2 separate regions of the Mus musculus genome follow, and region 2 is linked to region 1. The links are chromatin loops, found by intact Hi-C in ENCODE. Cell type or tissue: heart. All regions are shown on one strand. Each heading gives the region's core, and the rest is flanking DNA. Links, peaks and the distances in the headings are about the cores only.

Region 1 (7,920 bases), core at 1,757-6,756:
CATTTCTGACCCCTTTTCCTTCAGCTTAAGCCCTCTGGTTCACATTATAGTCTGTGTTAAATATTAAAAGCACTTCCCAGCAGGACCTGAGAGCTGGCTGAGCTAGCTCAACAGCTCAATGCACTTGCTGAGTAAGCCTCACTAATTGAGTTAGATCCCTGGAGCTCAGGTAATGGTGGGAGATGGGAATGGACTCAATAGAATTGTCTTCTCTGCCTCTCAGTCTACCATATACCACACACACACACACACACACACACACACACACACACACACACCATACAGGCATCACACACATATATACATACATACACATACCATATACACACACACAGACACACACATACACACACCATACAGGCATCACACACAGACACACACCATACAGGCATCACACACATATATACATACACACACATACCATACACACACACACACACACTGTCACAGTAATTAGTAAAACAATTTTAAGAATAAAGGAATGCATATGCAAATGGGAAAACAATCTTTAAAATCTCCACCCTGGCATTAGCAGAAAGATGAAGATCGAGAAAATGGAAAGGTTTACAGAAATAAGCTGAGCCTAGCGATCGATCCTATAAGGCCAGCTACTTGAAGCAAGCGGATCTTAAGTTTAAGGTCAGCCTGGACATCTTAGTGACACACCCTATCTCATTTGGAAGACGTGGGGCTGTGGATACGGCTCAGGGGTAGTGCAGGAGGCCATGGATTCAATCTCTCCCCATCTAGTACTATAACAGCAAACAAAGTGATTTAAAAAAAATAGAGACCATGCATGTGACCATGTAGTTAAAGTGGTCACCAGAATCCAGGGAGTGGGGAGGGACTGGGGAAGGAGGCGGTCTCCATCAGGGGCTCTGGAGCAATGGGAAGAATGAATCTTGATTTCTACACAAAATGAATTTAGGATAGAATTAACCATGAAAGCTCAAGAAATCAAGCTTTAGAAAAGCCAGCATAAAAAGTTTACGACCTTGGTGTATGCAAAATACTGCTTATATGGGATACAGGAAGGGCCATGATAAAGTGAGTGTTTGGCCTTCATTAAAATTTAAAGCAGTTTTTTTTTGTTTGTTTTGTTTTCTTTTGTTTTACTTTTTCATCAAACAGGAAAATAAGAAACCAGGGACAGAAAAGGAGAGACTTAAAGTTCCCGAGTCTGACAAAGACATTCAAAATAGATCAATACATCCTCAAATTGTCACTGCAAGGAGTTTCATTGAAGAGGGAAGCAAACTGTCGTAGTGGGAGAACTTCATGAGTGTGGGCATGCATCCTCAAGACTGGATCTCGGGATGGTGCATAGACCCAGGGAACATAGCAGGCCAGGCACACTGGGTAGAATGTTAAGGGTAGGAGATGAGAAGAAGGATAGGAAACTGCAAGATGGTACCAGGAAGCTAGGCACAGACAGCTAGGAGCAGTCCCCTTCAAAATTCTATCTGTAGCTGGTGCTTTTGAGAATTACCACAGAACACATAGAAATGGGCATAGAAGTGGGAGGAATAGCCATCTTCCACACGCAGGTTGTGGAACTCGAAGAGGACAAAGTGAGGCAACTAAGTAGGCAGAACACATGACCCTGGGGCTAGAGTGATCGTTGGTCCCCACCACTCAAGAACATGAATGCACAGCTCTTCACGCCTCTAGGCAAGGCATGGAGGACTTCAGACCAAAGCTATTCTGAACTCATGGATAGGATGGGAAATCACAGCTGATAGCCAGGGGATGGTTGTCATTGGTTCTCTCTTACTTAAAACATTAAGGTTTTTTTTTTTTTTTTAAACAACAAAGCATATAACAGGAGCTCAAAAACATTAGCTAGGAAACAAATGAATGGGTGAATGAATGAAAGAAAGAATGGGTGGGTGGATTAATGGATGGATGGATGGATGAATGGAAGGATGAATGAATGAATAAATGCCTGGATGGATGGATGAATAAATGAATGAATGGATGAATGGATGGATGAATGGAAAGATGGATGGATGGATGGATGAGTGGATGGATGGATAGATGGATGAATGAGTGACTGAATGGATGGTATTCAGGTACTCTGTGCACCATGGGCAGCTTTCGGAGCACTCTGATCATAATTCTGTTTCTTATTTTGATGCTTTGTTTTCACTAAATGGTTTTCTGGAACCAGTTGCCAGAACTTTCCAGTCATATGCTTGTCGAATTGTCCATTTACAAAGCAATGGTTCAGCCCAAATGTGTACCTTCCCAGACTAGGGAATGAGCTGTGCTATACCATACAGCAATTCCAAGGCATTTGCAAAAAATAATTATCCCTCTTTCATCCGGGAGGCTTGTTATCTGAATAAATGTTTCCCTGATAAAGCTTGCAGCTGGGTTGGGTTTGAGAAATACAACAATTAAGAGTCATGGGACAGGAGCTCAAAAAAGGGTTCTCTCTCCACACGCGCATTTGCTTCCTACATCTCTGATTAGGAAGAACAGGGCCCGAGTGTGCCTGCCAACGCGGGGCTGATTGCTAATCAAGTGGCCACGGTAGACGCCAGCCAAAGAAAATGAGAAAACAAATGGACATGCTGATTAGTTTTCTCCAAACATCTTAAGAGACGCACTGGGGGCCCGAGGTGAGTAGGTAAGATGCACCCAGCTCGCTCTGTTTGCCAACTACACCTGAAGCAAACTCAGTACTAAAGAAGGAAGGGTAGGCCCAGGCCCCAAACTGAAGGCAGCCACAAGCCAGCCCTTGGGAGAAATAATGGTGGCAATTATAATGACCATAACTGCTGAGATTCAGCTCTGTGCAAGTATGGCGATGTTTATTGTCTCATTCCAGTCTCCAAATGACTCCGTGTGGTGACTGCTGGTTATGCTGCCTCCATTCCACAGGTGTAAAGCCCAAAACTACAGAACAGGGTATATGCTCAAGGCAATACTGTCTGGTGTGTGTGTGTGTGTGTGTGTGTGTGTGTGTGTGTGTGTGTGTGTGTGTAAGATGTATGTGTGGATGCACGAAGAAGCCAGAGGGCAATCTCAGGTGTCATTTCTTGGGATATGTTCAATCTTGTCTTCTATTTCCTTTATAGATATATTTTATTATTTTTTCCATTACATTATTATTGGTTATTGTATTTATTTACATTTAAAATGTTGTCTCCCTTCCCAATCTCCCCACTGAAAACCCCCGTCCCATCCCTCTCCCCTTTGCCCCTAGGAGGGTGCTCCCCACTCACCCACCCACTCATACCTCACCGCTCTAGCACCCTCCTATGCTGGGGCATCGAGCCTCCACAGGACCAAGGGCCTCCCCTCCCATTGATGTCAGATAAGGCAGTCCTCTGCTATATATGTGGCTGGAGCCATGGACCCATCCATGTATACTCTTTGGTTGGTGGTTTAGTCCCTGGGAGCTCTGGGGAAGGGGTCCGGTTAGTTGATATTGTTGTTGTTCTTCCTATGAGGTAGCAATGCCCTTGAGCCCCTTCAGGCTTTCAGCTAAGCTCTTCCATTGGGGTCCCCAGGCTCAGTCCAATGGTTGGTTGTGAGTATCTGCATCTGTATTAGTCAGGTGCTGGCAGAGCCTCTCAGAAGACAGCTATGCCAGGCTCCTGTCAGCAAGCACTTCTTGGCATCAGCAATAGTGTCTTTTAAGACAGGGACCCTCAATGGCCTGTTACCCACAGATATGCTAGGCTAGTTCCCTAGCAGTCTCCAGGGACCCACCTGCCTGCCTTTCTTGGTACTTTCTTGTGTACCTTCAGATGTACACTATTTCACCAGCTTTCTTCCCCCATGAGCTTTAGGGGTTAAACTCAGTTTCTCATGCTTACAAAGCACTTTGCTGGTGGAGCTATTTCCTTGGCTCAGCAAAGTGACACATTTAAGTGATAGCATTCGAATTCATTCTGATATCTTCATCTCTAAATTCCAGGCTTGATTGCTGACTTTTAACCCCATAAATTCCAAGGAATCACAAGTGCTCTTCATAGCACCTACAGCAACAGCACGGGGAAAATGGGGTACCATATTTGACAAGTTTGGGACCCACAGGTCAATGTACTGACTCATATTTTTTTTTAGTTAAGAATATTTATTTGTATAGGGCCCATATCACTTCTGTAGATGCAGAACAATGTTCGCACACGCGCGCGCGCGCACACACACACACACACACACACACACACACACCATAGTTAAATTTCAGAAGAAACAGAAATCTGGGCTTTCTTCACTAGACGATACTAGCCACAAACAGTATAAATCTTGAGGTAAGCTTTCACTTTTGTAAAAAGCGAACAGAAAACCAGTATCAAAACCAAGAAGGAGGAGCAAGAGTAGAGGGTCCCCAGATGCTCCATAGTGATTTTATACTTATGGTAAGAGAACCGGTGCAGGCAAATCGCCATGACTGAACATCCTTTGAAGTTCAACAGTGAGGCCAGAGCTTACTCAACACTCTGACTCCTGGTTTCTGATGCGTCTTCCAGCAACTCCCTGACAGAGCAACTTCAGGAAGGACCAGGGTTACCTCAGCCCACGCTTCAGAGATAATCACCCTTTGTGACAGGCAGGCGCTGCAGCAGGAGCATGAGGCTTTATTTCCTTTATGGAGTCTGAGTCCCCAGCACATAGAGTGTTGCTCCCCACATTTAGGATGGTTCTCTCTACCTCAATTAACCTGATCTAGAGGACCCCTCATAGGCACGCCCAGAGGCTTGTCCCCTCAGTGATTCTGGAGCCTATCGAGTTGACTATATTAAGCCCCACAAAGAGGGTCTTGGTCAGGCTCATTCCTCAGACTCCATCTTAGTTCATCTTTCTGTGGCTTAGACAATTCCTCCTCTGCTACAAAGGTGTTGCTTTGTGTCTGAGGGTTTTCCCCAGAACCACAGGAGATTCATTCAGCGCATGCTCCATCTTAGGTTTCCATCCCATAAACCAAGAGGATGTTGGCCCGTACCCTCATTCTATGCCTTGCCAGTGCTGGTGGTATCTAGAAAAATCCTAGAACTTTCTGATGGAGAGGTAGTCATAGACTAATGGTCTTATTTAACTCTGGAATATATACTTCATGCATATGCAAATCTACTGTTGTAGAGAGTAAGTACTATGGATTAAAACCTTTTCTGGGGTTGGCTCTCAACTGAGAGGGGCTGGCATGAATGTCTCTCTAGATGCTTGGTGTTAACCCAGCTCCTCCTCAGGTAAGAGAATCTATGCCCTCTGCATTATTCTTGTTGTTCCCATAATGACTTGTGTTCATTCGTGAGTGTCCCCGCTCCCCAAATGTCATAGTGAGCGAGCATGGGAGAAGAAGGTAATGGTGACATTCGTTACCCTGTATGCTGAAGTTGCTCCTGCCAACTTGCCTCACACTGTGGCTTAACACTCCTCGTTCCTACACGGACACATCTGTTCTCCACGGCTGTTGTTTCTCTATGCTGCTTAAATAAGCTGCCCGCACTCAGCCTGATGTCCCCCTTGAAGTTTCGTTGAACACAGCCATCGTCTCAGGCTACCTCAGGACTCCCTGAGAGACCAGGATATCAGGCTTTGAACAGAGACAATAGCAGACTCACTCGGGGCCAGTTCAGGCTGCGTAAGGTTGGAGTTGAGTTATCTCTCTCACAAGCACAGTCCTTTCAGGCACTGCAAAGCTCAATATTGAAAATATCGTATTATCTCATCTAAGGCTTGTGGAGACCACTGATATCTGAGGAGGCTAATCTAAAAGAACCCATTGATCAGTTAATCCTCTCAGCTCTCAGAGAGAGCTCCATTCCTGCATTAAGCAGACCCCCAGGAAGCTAAACTCTCTGTAGGACCGCATTCACGGCCTCCACATCCCTTTTCATGTCTTCTCTGGGGTAGGATTTACAAAGGAACTTGGGTGTTTTCATATTGCTGGGAAAATAGCTGCAGGAGAAGCTATTGCTTGTGTGGCTCAGTGCCCTTCTGTACAGGCTCTGGCATTTCTGCCAAACGGGGGTTGTGTTGAGGGGGGACCATTCTCATCCCCAGTCAGCAGGCTGCATCTCCGTCACCTCAGTCCAGCTTTCCATAGTGACAGGAAAACACAAGGTAAACTTGGTGCTATATTTCAAAGCTAACATGTAATTATTGTTCTTATACATTATAGTTTGTCTTTTTAAAAAAAGTTTTGTTTTGTTTTGTTTTTTGTAATTGGGATTTTCATTAACTATTTAAAGACACATGTATAGCTCAGTGGTAAACTGAATGGGAAAGGCCTTGATTTCCTAGCATCAGAAAAGAAAAGACCAAAGTGTCAGAGGCAAAGAAAGAAAGGAGGGCTGGTGGAGAGCTAAGAGTAGCTAAGTAATGGTGGGCAGTGAAGTCTAATAGAGTTGGAGACCTAAAGAGACCACACAGAAGACCTGAGTCAGAATATCCCACCTTAGGAAGATGGGGTTGAGAGTCACTAAGGCTCTGCAGCCTGGAGGCGTTTATTCCAACTGTACTGGTCAAGGGCTTCTCTTAGGAAAAGAGTATGAAGCACAGGGTTGATTCTACAACCTGTAATCCAAGCACCCAAGCAGCCGAGGTAAGAGTATCTATTCTTGCAAGTTTGATACAAGCCTGGTCTACACAGTGAGTTCCAGGCCAGCTATAGACAGTAAGGTCATGGCTAATCATGTCACACACACACACACACACACACACACACACACACACACACACAAATAGATGTGTTTAATAAGAAGAACATAATCTATAAACCACACAGATATTATCATCGCTACAAAATAGTTTTCAAGTAGACATGACTATGGATGGATCATATGTCTTTGGTTCTTGGGTCCAGGGATAACATAAGAAGGGTAATCTCCATGGTCACTGGTTCAACACTGTATATACTGGGACAACACCTTCTACATATTTACCAGGTACTAGTTCCAACACCGGGGTTTAGAACAGATCTCTGAGTAAACAGTATAATAGCTTTGTGCAGGTAATAGCTTTGTTCTTCTGGAATGTGTGACTCAAAGAGAAAGTGACTCCATTTAAAAGTCCTCCCCACCTAGCCAACGAAAATAAAGCAGCCAAGAAAGAAAACAGCTTAAAAATTATCATGAGTGTTTATAGAAATGGGCCTTGATATCTCTGTGACCAGCACAGGACATGAGTCACAGATTGGATAAAAATTAAAAACAAAACAAAAAAAACCCAATATGGCTGCTCTTCCAGTGGGAAACAGGTCTCTAGAGTTTTTGCCAAATGCTGGTTACTATTGTTAGTTCTTTGACCAGAATAGAGTCCTCTGTAGATCTCATTTTTCAGTGGTGTGTGGGGCTAAGAGGGGGACTGCCTGCCTAGGACATGTCTGAGTTATGGTGATACCATGTTAGGGTTGTAGCACACACCTGAGAGGCCTGAGGAAAAGCGTGTCTCTGTGGTAGTCTTCACATCACTAAGGACTCCAAAAGAGAGCTCACAGAGGAGCCAAAGAAGAGACACAGAACTTAGTAGCCAGTGGGGCCAATGGTTGAACCAAGCTACCCTGTTCCATCTTCTCTACCCATAAGTCTACCAGTGTTGAGCAGTGCACATGAATAGGGTTGACAGTACCTCCTCTCATGGGGTTGGTTGAGGGTGCACCTTGCCCACTGACATTGATAGGTATTGAAAGAACTATCAGATGAACTTGGTGTGCAGATGTAGCAATCCCCCGGTGGGCCCCAGTTGACTTTCTGAATGAGAGGTAATGCTAGTAAGTTTTTGCCAACTTGACACAATCTAGAACCTTCCTAATGCTGTGTCCCTTTAATACAGTTCCTCATGTTGTGGTGACCCCCAACCACAAAATTATTTTCATTGCTCCTCCATAACTGTGATTTTGCTGCTGTTATGAATTGTAATGTAAATATCTGAAATGCAGGATACCTGATATGCCACCCCTGTGGG
Region 2 (7,920 bases), core at 1,813-6,812, 290 kb after region 1:
GCACCACTTATCTCAAGTGTCCTGTCCCCTCTCCTCTAGATGCCTCCTCTCTATGAACTCAGGCCCACAATACCCTCTCCCAGCCATATCCCCCTCCAGACATTTGCTACCTTGAAGCTGGATGACCTTGTGAGAGTGGAAATCAGACTGTGCCACTCCCTGTGATCTACAGAGCTGCCCATCACTTGGAAACAAACATTGAAACTCTTGAAGTGACCAGCAAAGGCCCAAGGGCTTGCCACTTCTTGGCCATACCCCTTACCACTGTTCAGGCTGGGTTGTCCTTCTGCACAGAGGCATTACTCAGTCTGTGCCTTCCTTGTGGATTGCCTCTCCCATGCCCACCTTCTCCTAGGCTTCAGTACACCTACTTCCTCCTGAAGCTTTGCGCTCCATCACAAGGCTGTCAGAGAAGTCTCCTAGACCTTGTATCTGGGTCTGATGCCTTCCTGACTTCTATTATCCATCTGTTCATCCATTCATGTTTGCTGGATGCCTACGCTGTGCCAGGTACTGTTGTGATCCACAGGAATACAGACTTGGATGAATCAGATGACAGCAATATGTGCCATCACGGGGTGGATAATTTCAGTTAGCGGTGTGCATGGTGGTTCAACCTCACACCACTGTGTTGCCTTCCTCCGCGGTGGTTGTCTTGCTTTTAAATTATTCATTAATTGATATTGATTCCCCCCTGCCAAGCAGAGCCCCCAAGAGAACAGAAACTGAATCGGCCATATTAGCAGCAGGACCCTAAGACACCACACTCTTATATGAAACACAGTTGACTGCCACAGAAATCCTAGATATCTGCAGGCCTACTGGTCCAAAGTGAATTCTCCTGCGAGCAACTTATTTCAGTCCTGAGGCCTGAGAGGGAGAGTCCCTCACCACACCCCTTTGAAAAGTCTCTATGCACCTACTTTGCCTGCAGTTTTGACTTGAACCAAGGGCCAGCCGACTTTTCTGCAAAGAGACAGACGGCATTGAAGGCCAGGCAGCTCTGACTCTGTTGTTCAAGCACAAAGCAGCCAGTAACAATGCTATAAACAAAAGAGGGGTGGCTTCAGTCCAAGAAAACTATTTATAAGAACGAGCTTCAGGCAGGAACCAGCCCACAGGCTATAACTTGTCACCTCTGAGTCAGATGTCCCCAAATGCCTACAGCTCCTGGCAGTTGAGGGTGAGCCTGTCCTGCCCAGCCCAGCTATGGATCCTACCCCAATTCTGAAGCACATGCCCCAGGAGGACACAGCCGCCATCTCTGTCCTGGATCACACAACACAAATGGTATTCCTCCACCTGGAAGCGAGGCAACAGCCCACGGGGACCAGAGACAGGGATGATGGCTGCCACATTCCCTTGCAGGTCTCCAGGCTCTGCAGGAAGATGAGCTCACTTCTGGCCCTCCCTGGGCATGTGTCAATGCTTCCGCCCTCCACCCAGCCCAGCTTGTATTCATCTGGGAGACACGGGGTCTTTGTGCCTCTACAGAAGATGGGTGACACTGGGTGGTGTCTTTGAAGTTAGATGTGACATGCCAAAACGTGCCTGTTGCTAATGTTAATTTTCAAGAACTTGACTTTGGCTGGCAGTGGGAAAAAAAAAATCACTTGACTTCTGGATTGTATAGTTATTTTTACCCTCCCTTGGGAGTGGGGGGTGGGGGTTGTAACTATGGCAAAGAGTCCTCAGAGGCCTGCTCAATACAATGGGACGAGACACACAGGTTACTGTAATGTTTGTGGAGCCAGAGAACATCTACAGCACTGGTACTGCATTCAGGACCACAGTGAGAACCAAATGTTCAAGACAGATGCGAACCATCACCAGCAGTGTGGAGGTTTGAATGAGAAATACTCTCCATTGGCTCAGGTGTTGAACACTTGGATCCCACTCAGTGGCGCCATCTGGGGAGCTGATGTACCCTTGCTGAAGAAGTCTATCACTGGGAGGGGGGGAGGGGAGGGGGCAGGCTTTGGGTTCATAGCCTTGCCTCACTTCCAGTTTGTTCTCTGCTTCGTATTTGCAATTGAGAATGTGATTTCTCAGCTACCCGTTCCTGCGCCCCCCCCCACACCCCCGCTCCTGAAACATGGGGATGTGGAGGGTGTAACATATCACAGGTCACATATCATATCTCTAACATACCAGGCTTCACAGTGACTCAGCGCTGCAGGGACGCTGCAGGTCTACATGTCATTACTGTGAGTGGAGCCTCCAGTCTGGGTACTGTTAATCCCCAAGAGCTCTGATAATAATTTTCTGGGGGAGGAGGGGCAGCCTTGGTGCACCCACAGCCACATCTGTGTATTTCATCATAGGGATCCAAAAGCCACCTGCTCCTCCCTTTCATCACCTTCATTACTGTGTGCCACTATTACTATGTGAATGTGTGGTGTGTGTGCACATGTGGGGTCAGGGAGTGCATACACTTGTGTGCACTTGTTCAGAGTCTACACGACTGCTCCACCACTCCCTGTCGTGTTCCCTTGAGGCAGGTTTTCTCACTGAATCTGAAGGTGGACTGGTGGCCACCAAGCCCTAGTGATCCTTCTGTCTCCGTCTGTCATGGCGCCGGGGTTTCAGACACATTGGTTTTGGGGGGATTTTTAAACCCAAGTCCTGATGTTTGTACAACAAACACTCTTACCCACAGGGCCAATACCCCATGCCCATGCAACTTCCTTTTAAAGTAACATATCACTAAGAAGTTATCCATGTTGATTGGATTGAGCCTCAGTTTATGAGAACAGAGTCATTCAGTGATGGGTTCAAGGGCGTGGAATTCCTACAGTGGGTGCTGTGCTTCGGGGAGGGGCTGGGGAGTTTTCTGACCAAATGCAAAGTAGGTTCTGTCCTGAAGGGGCAGTAGTGGCTCAGCTCCTGCCAACCAGCACCACTTAGAAAGAGAGCTTAAATAAATAGCAAGGGCCGCCGAGTTTTCAAGAAATGCAGGGAACCTGAAGCATCTTTCAAAGATATTGATGTCATGAATTTAAAAAAAAAAATGGGCACCAGTTGTCCTCTCCCCCCCACCCCCACCCATTGGTTCAAGCAGACCAGGGGCTGCCAGTCTGCAAGCCCTGTCCAGAAGCCAGAGCAGAAGCGTTGGGACACATCCCAGCAAGCAGATGGCAGGAGCTCCAGTCTGCTAATCACCCAATCCACCTCCCCCTCTGGGCTCTGCCTAGGTGGGGAGATGTCTCAGATGCCAGTCTTAACCCAAGAGAGAAGGAGGACTCTCACTTTTAACCCGAGGATACAGCCACCATCCCACATCTGTGGTGGCAGAGGAGACGAGCCCTGGAGAATTGTGTTGGCAGCATCCCTCAGGAGGCCAGATTCTCCAAGGCGTCTGGACACCTTGCTGACAGCTAAATGGAAGGAGGGCCCAAGCCTCTGGCTACTTGACTTGATTCTACCAGACTGGTCATTGTGATTGGATGACAGACGAATATTTCCCTCTCCTTTTCAGGAGGTGCTGGGGCACAAGCTGAGACTGGGGGATTCACTCTTCTGGATGGTGTGTCTTGGGGGGAAAAATTATCTTCTTTCCCAGACGGAATGGTTTCTGCTTCTGCTGCCTGAAGAACAAAGCCAGATCCAACCAAAATCAAAAGGCCAGGACATGTCCAAACTTCATTATAGTCCAGACTGCGTTGTCTGCAAAGCCCTTTGAAAATCACTCCTGCCTTCGCCTTTCTAGGGAAGGAAGGATGGAGGAGTGAAGATAGAACAGGGACCACAGCAACGAGAAGAAGGGAAGAGAGAAGGATGAACAGCTCAATGGGGAATGACAGAACCTCCCATCCAGGACAGCCTGTAGCAGAAAATCTCGAAGAAAGAGACTTTCCTTCTGAAGGACCCGCTTTGCTTCACAGGAATTCTCCAGACCGAGAACTGCAGGCTCGGGATTTTGTAAGGCTGTGGATGGAGCCCCCTTCTGGAGAAAAATTTCACCAGGTACAAAACAAGATCAAACCACACAAAGATGGGCATGTGTGCGCACACACGCAACCGCTGACCGATTTTTGGCTGTTAGGATAATGTGCCTGTCAGCCAGGGAGGGATGGAAAGGGCAGCTTTGGCTTCCACAAAACAGGAGTTACCTGGGCTCCTAGGGTAGCTGTACTTCTAGACAGCAAGGAAAGATAAGGTTTTGAAGACATGAGCGCTCCCTTCATCCAGAGAGTTAACTTCAGGTGACCAAGTGATTGTCATAGCTGATTGTCATAGCCAAGTCCTAGTTCCTGAAGATAGTACCATGGCTGGGTATAATTTTCTTGGAGGGTGGGGGAGGATGGGTGATTTTACTTTAACACACAGAGGATCTTCTCTTCTAGAAGAGAGGAGGTAGAAGAGGAAGATCTGCTAAGAAGACCTTTGAGGCTTCCAGTAACATGCTGGAGTTACATAAATCCAGGTCACTTACTCAGCCTGGCGGTGTATTAAAACTATTTTGGGGTTTGCTAAAAATATTTATAAGAGTGTTTAGACATGTGAACTTTTACCACTTTAAATCCTTGGTCCCCTAGAACTTTTGAACAGTGCAGGCTGCCTTAAGCAGGAGCCACAGGCTGGAGGTGCCCTCTCAGGCTCTGAGTCCCTGCCCTCATCGGAAAGGCTTTGCACATGAACCAGGCTCTTAAAATAGAATGGGCAGAGTGGCGGCCACATGAGAAGTTGTGGAGACTCACTTAAAGTCCTGAAATGCCAGACTCTCACTCTCTCTCGGGGAGAACTTTCCCACTTCAAGCCAGAGCCACAGAATCCCAGGGAATACTTCTCGGGAACACATGGAGGGACAGTCTCAAGACCTGAGCCACTCCCTAGAAGTTAATTCTTGGGGGATTGCTCATGCATTGTGCGAAGCTGGGCTGGGTGGAAGTGCTGCCTCCCAGGAGTGGGCAATCCCTACCACAGTGGAATTTCTAACTCACACTTCTGCTCCTTTGGGTCAGTGGCCAAATTCCAGCTGCTGCTTCCGGGACAGGTTTTCCCAGAACACCCGGGGTGGGGGTGAGAAAAAAGGTCTTCTAGTCCTTATTGTTTAGAACCGCGCCCCCCCCCCCCAGCCCACCTCACCCCCAATGCATGCAAATGTGGAAGGTGGCAAGTCTGCCAATGAGCAGCCAGAGACTGATAGCTTCCAAGCTGGGCCCAGTGCCTGCTTTATGTTTGACTGCATGGAAAAACACACACAGGCTTGCCCTAGCTCTGCAGGGCAGTGAGTAATTCACTTTTTCACATTGTTTTTGTCATTCCTCTGTTTCCTTTCTGCCTCAGGAAAGTTTGGGTTGGGCTTGTTGACTCAAAGGCACTGAGACACCCCACCACCACCACCACACACACACATATGTTCATTTTTCTTGGAGGCACAAAGACCCAAGCCTCCAACCCCCTGCGTTTAAGCCTGTTGTTGGTGAACTCCGCTGCACCTTGCATGGGGTGGAGACTATTTCCCCTCCAGGTGCTTCAGCCCAGAGAACAGCAGTCACTATCTTCATGCAGATGAGCGCTCTGATTATGCAAGACAATCAAAGTGAGAGCTAAAACCCCCCAGGGCTGGCCATTTATTTACAGTTCAGAAGCAACTGAGTGGGCTTTTAAAGCCACCTTTGCCAGCCGGCCCTGCGGGAGAAGAAGACACCCCTGTTGCTCTGCAGAGGTGCCCCATAGGAAGCCCCTAGGCCCCTGGCAGGCTCCCCGGAGCTCCCCCACCTCCACCCCCAGTCTGCTGTGCCCATAGATAAGCATCAGTTTGCATGAGCCCTGGAACCTAATACATACTAAGACAGGAGAACTAGAAAAGTCCCGGGTAAGGCAGGAGTCCATGCCCCAGATGCCAACCGCTCCCAGAGAGGCGGGACTTGTGAAATCCACTGCCTAGGGCTGCCTGTTGCACGCTGCCTTGTTCACCCAGCAGGTCCAGGGTTGATGATGGTAATAGATTCTTCTACTGTGGAGAGCCTGAAAGCTCAGCTTTGCCCATGGTGGGTCTACTAGCATTAGAGGACAGGAAGGATCTGTCTGGATCTTTCTACCCAGGTGTGCTCTGCCCCACCTTGCGAAATTAGGAGGCACACAACCTTCTCTGCCTTAGGGATAGTTAGAGCCCTGGAGAGGTGGGGAGCTGCTTCCAAAGCAACGATGGGATCCATAGCAGGGCCCTAGAGAATCAGCTAGAAAACCTCTAATAGAAAAGAGCAACAACTGTGTGTGCCCCAGGACTGTGTGTCCACTGACAGAGATGTCAGAACTCAGGACAGGAGAGCCTGCCCAGCAGAAAGCATCTTACTACTCTGTCACCCAGGGTCCTGGCAGGGTCACACACTCACACACACACCCTTGGGTCATTTCTATGGTCATTGCATTTCTGGGGTGCCAGCTCCTCTCCAGCAGCCATCTCCCCTTAGAAGGCTTCCTACCGAACCCTGACTTCATCTCCAGTTTCCCACTTCATGTACAACCCCGTGCCTCTTCCACTGGAACCCAAGAATCCTGCCCAGAAAACTCAACACCCATGCCTCAGGCATTCCCGCACCCCCCCCCCCCATTCTCTCTGCATGGCCCTGCACTTCTGCAACTACCCACTTGTAGACTGCCAGTTCTAGTTCCCAGAGGCTGCCTAAAAGGACAAGGAGGGACCGAGCCAGTATGCCAGCATGCTTCCTGGAGCTTCAGTCCTTAGAGGAGGACTGGGCGTGCCTCCTCAGCCTCCAGTGCCTCTGGCCTGTCCCCTAAGTGTTGCTTTCCTACACCCAAACTTCCAGGGATCTCCGAGCTTCAGCCGGGCTGAGGAGAGCCCCAACATGCCTCTCCTGCTCTCCCAACCTTGCCCTGGCACCGCAAGGATCTGGAGGGTTATCTGCCAGGCAGCTGCAGCCTGGTGAGGAGGCTTGAACTTTTCCTTGTGCTCAGCGCCACCCGCCCGCCCGGGGAAGACAACAGAGGCTGCAGCCTGGGCTCGGGCAGGAGCTCCAGCTGTCTGGACAATGGGGGCCCAAGGGGCTGGGGGTAGTGGGCCTGCGCTATGCAGAGGAGACCGGGGATCGTGCTCAGGCCCCTTTCAGCCCGGAGCTGGAGAGCCGGAAGACCCCAAAGCCGGAGCGGCGGGCGCCTTGCTTTGAAAGACAGCAGCAGCCGGGCTGCGGAGATCCGCTGGCGGGAGGCGCCTTGCAGCTCGCCAGCCGAGCTGGGCGAAGAGAGGACGAGCGCCCCGGGAAGTCAGTGATGCCAGCTCCGGCCTCTCCCAGCCCGGCTGCCGGCTGAACCGAATGGCTCTTCCCGCCCCCCCTCCTCCCGGCTAAGGCACTGGGCTACGGGGCAAGCACAATCCCTAGGAGTCGCCTCGAAAGGAGTGTGTATCCGATGCACGAACCTCGGGAGGAGGCGAACCAAAGTTACCCTACTTGATGTCAGCCAGGATGTCGCTTTGCTTGCAAAAAGGCTCTGTCTTCCCTAGAATGAGCTTACACGCGCACACACACACACACACACACACACACACACACACACACACTAGCCGGCAAGAGGAGCCAGGCTCCTCTAGGATCGGAGCTGAGGGTGACCTCGCATCTGAGCTAGCCGGGTATATCTGCACGGCGGCTAGCAGAAGCCCCGCGTCCCTCCGATTGCTTCTGGCCATCACCAAGCAGGGCGATCTGAATGCAGAAAGCTGGTGGGAGCGCGCTGACTGCGGCTCACATTCCCTACCTGGGACAGCAGGACGCACAGGGTGAGCGGAGTTCTCGGCTGCATCTTGCCCGACTAGAAGAAGCGCCTGGCGGCGTTTGCATTCACACACGCGGCTGCACTGAGCATATTTTCCGTGGGAGCCAGCCTTTGAGGAGAGGCTCTGCCTCGCCAGCCAGCCAACTTCCCAAATAGATCAGCGGCAGCATCGCGAAAGCATTG

Evidence for each region. Peaks named below come from ENCODE experiments on the same cell type or tissue, not always from the same donor. Only the 100,000 strongest peaks of a DNase experiment are listed, where the experiment ranks them.
Region 2: a loop joins it to region 1, with 2.1 times the contacts of the local background. A loop is called at or near these places in 2 of 42 quality-filtered maps.

Annotation. Positions count from the first base shown.
Region 1 is chr8:118,573,620-118,581,539 of GRCm38, reverse strand. All of the region lies in intron 2 of Cdh13 (cadherin 13), which reads right to left. Among named protein-coding and RNA genes, the nearest start is that of Gm24035, 150 kb to the right of the region's middle. In heart, for the core only: no CTCF peak of the experiment used is centred there; no DNase peak of the experiment used is centred there.
Region 2 is chr8:118,283,698-118,291,617 of GRCm38, reverse strand. Cdh13 (cadherin 13) reads right to left here. Exons shown (of 14, transcript NM_019707.5): 1 at 7,720-7,920. The coding sequence starts at 7,764. All of the region lies in intron 2 of Gm51555 (a long non-coding RNA gene), which reads left to right. Among named protein-coding and RNA genes, the nearest start is that of Cdh13, 4.0 kb to the right of the region's middle. In heart, for the core only: CTCF peaks have their summits at 1,898, 2,873 and 3,954 (motif pointing left); DNase peaks (open chromatin) are centred at 3,200, 4,977, 5,827 and 6,697; H3K4me3 peaks cover 2,258 bases; H3K27ac peaks cover 3,155 bases.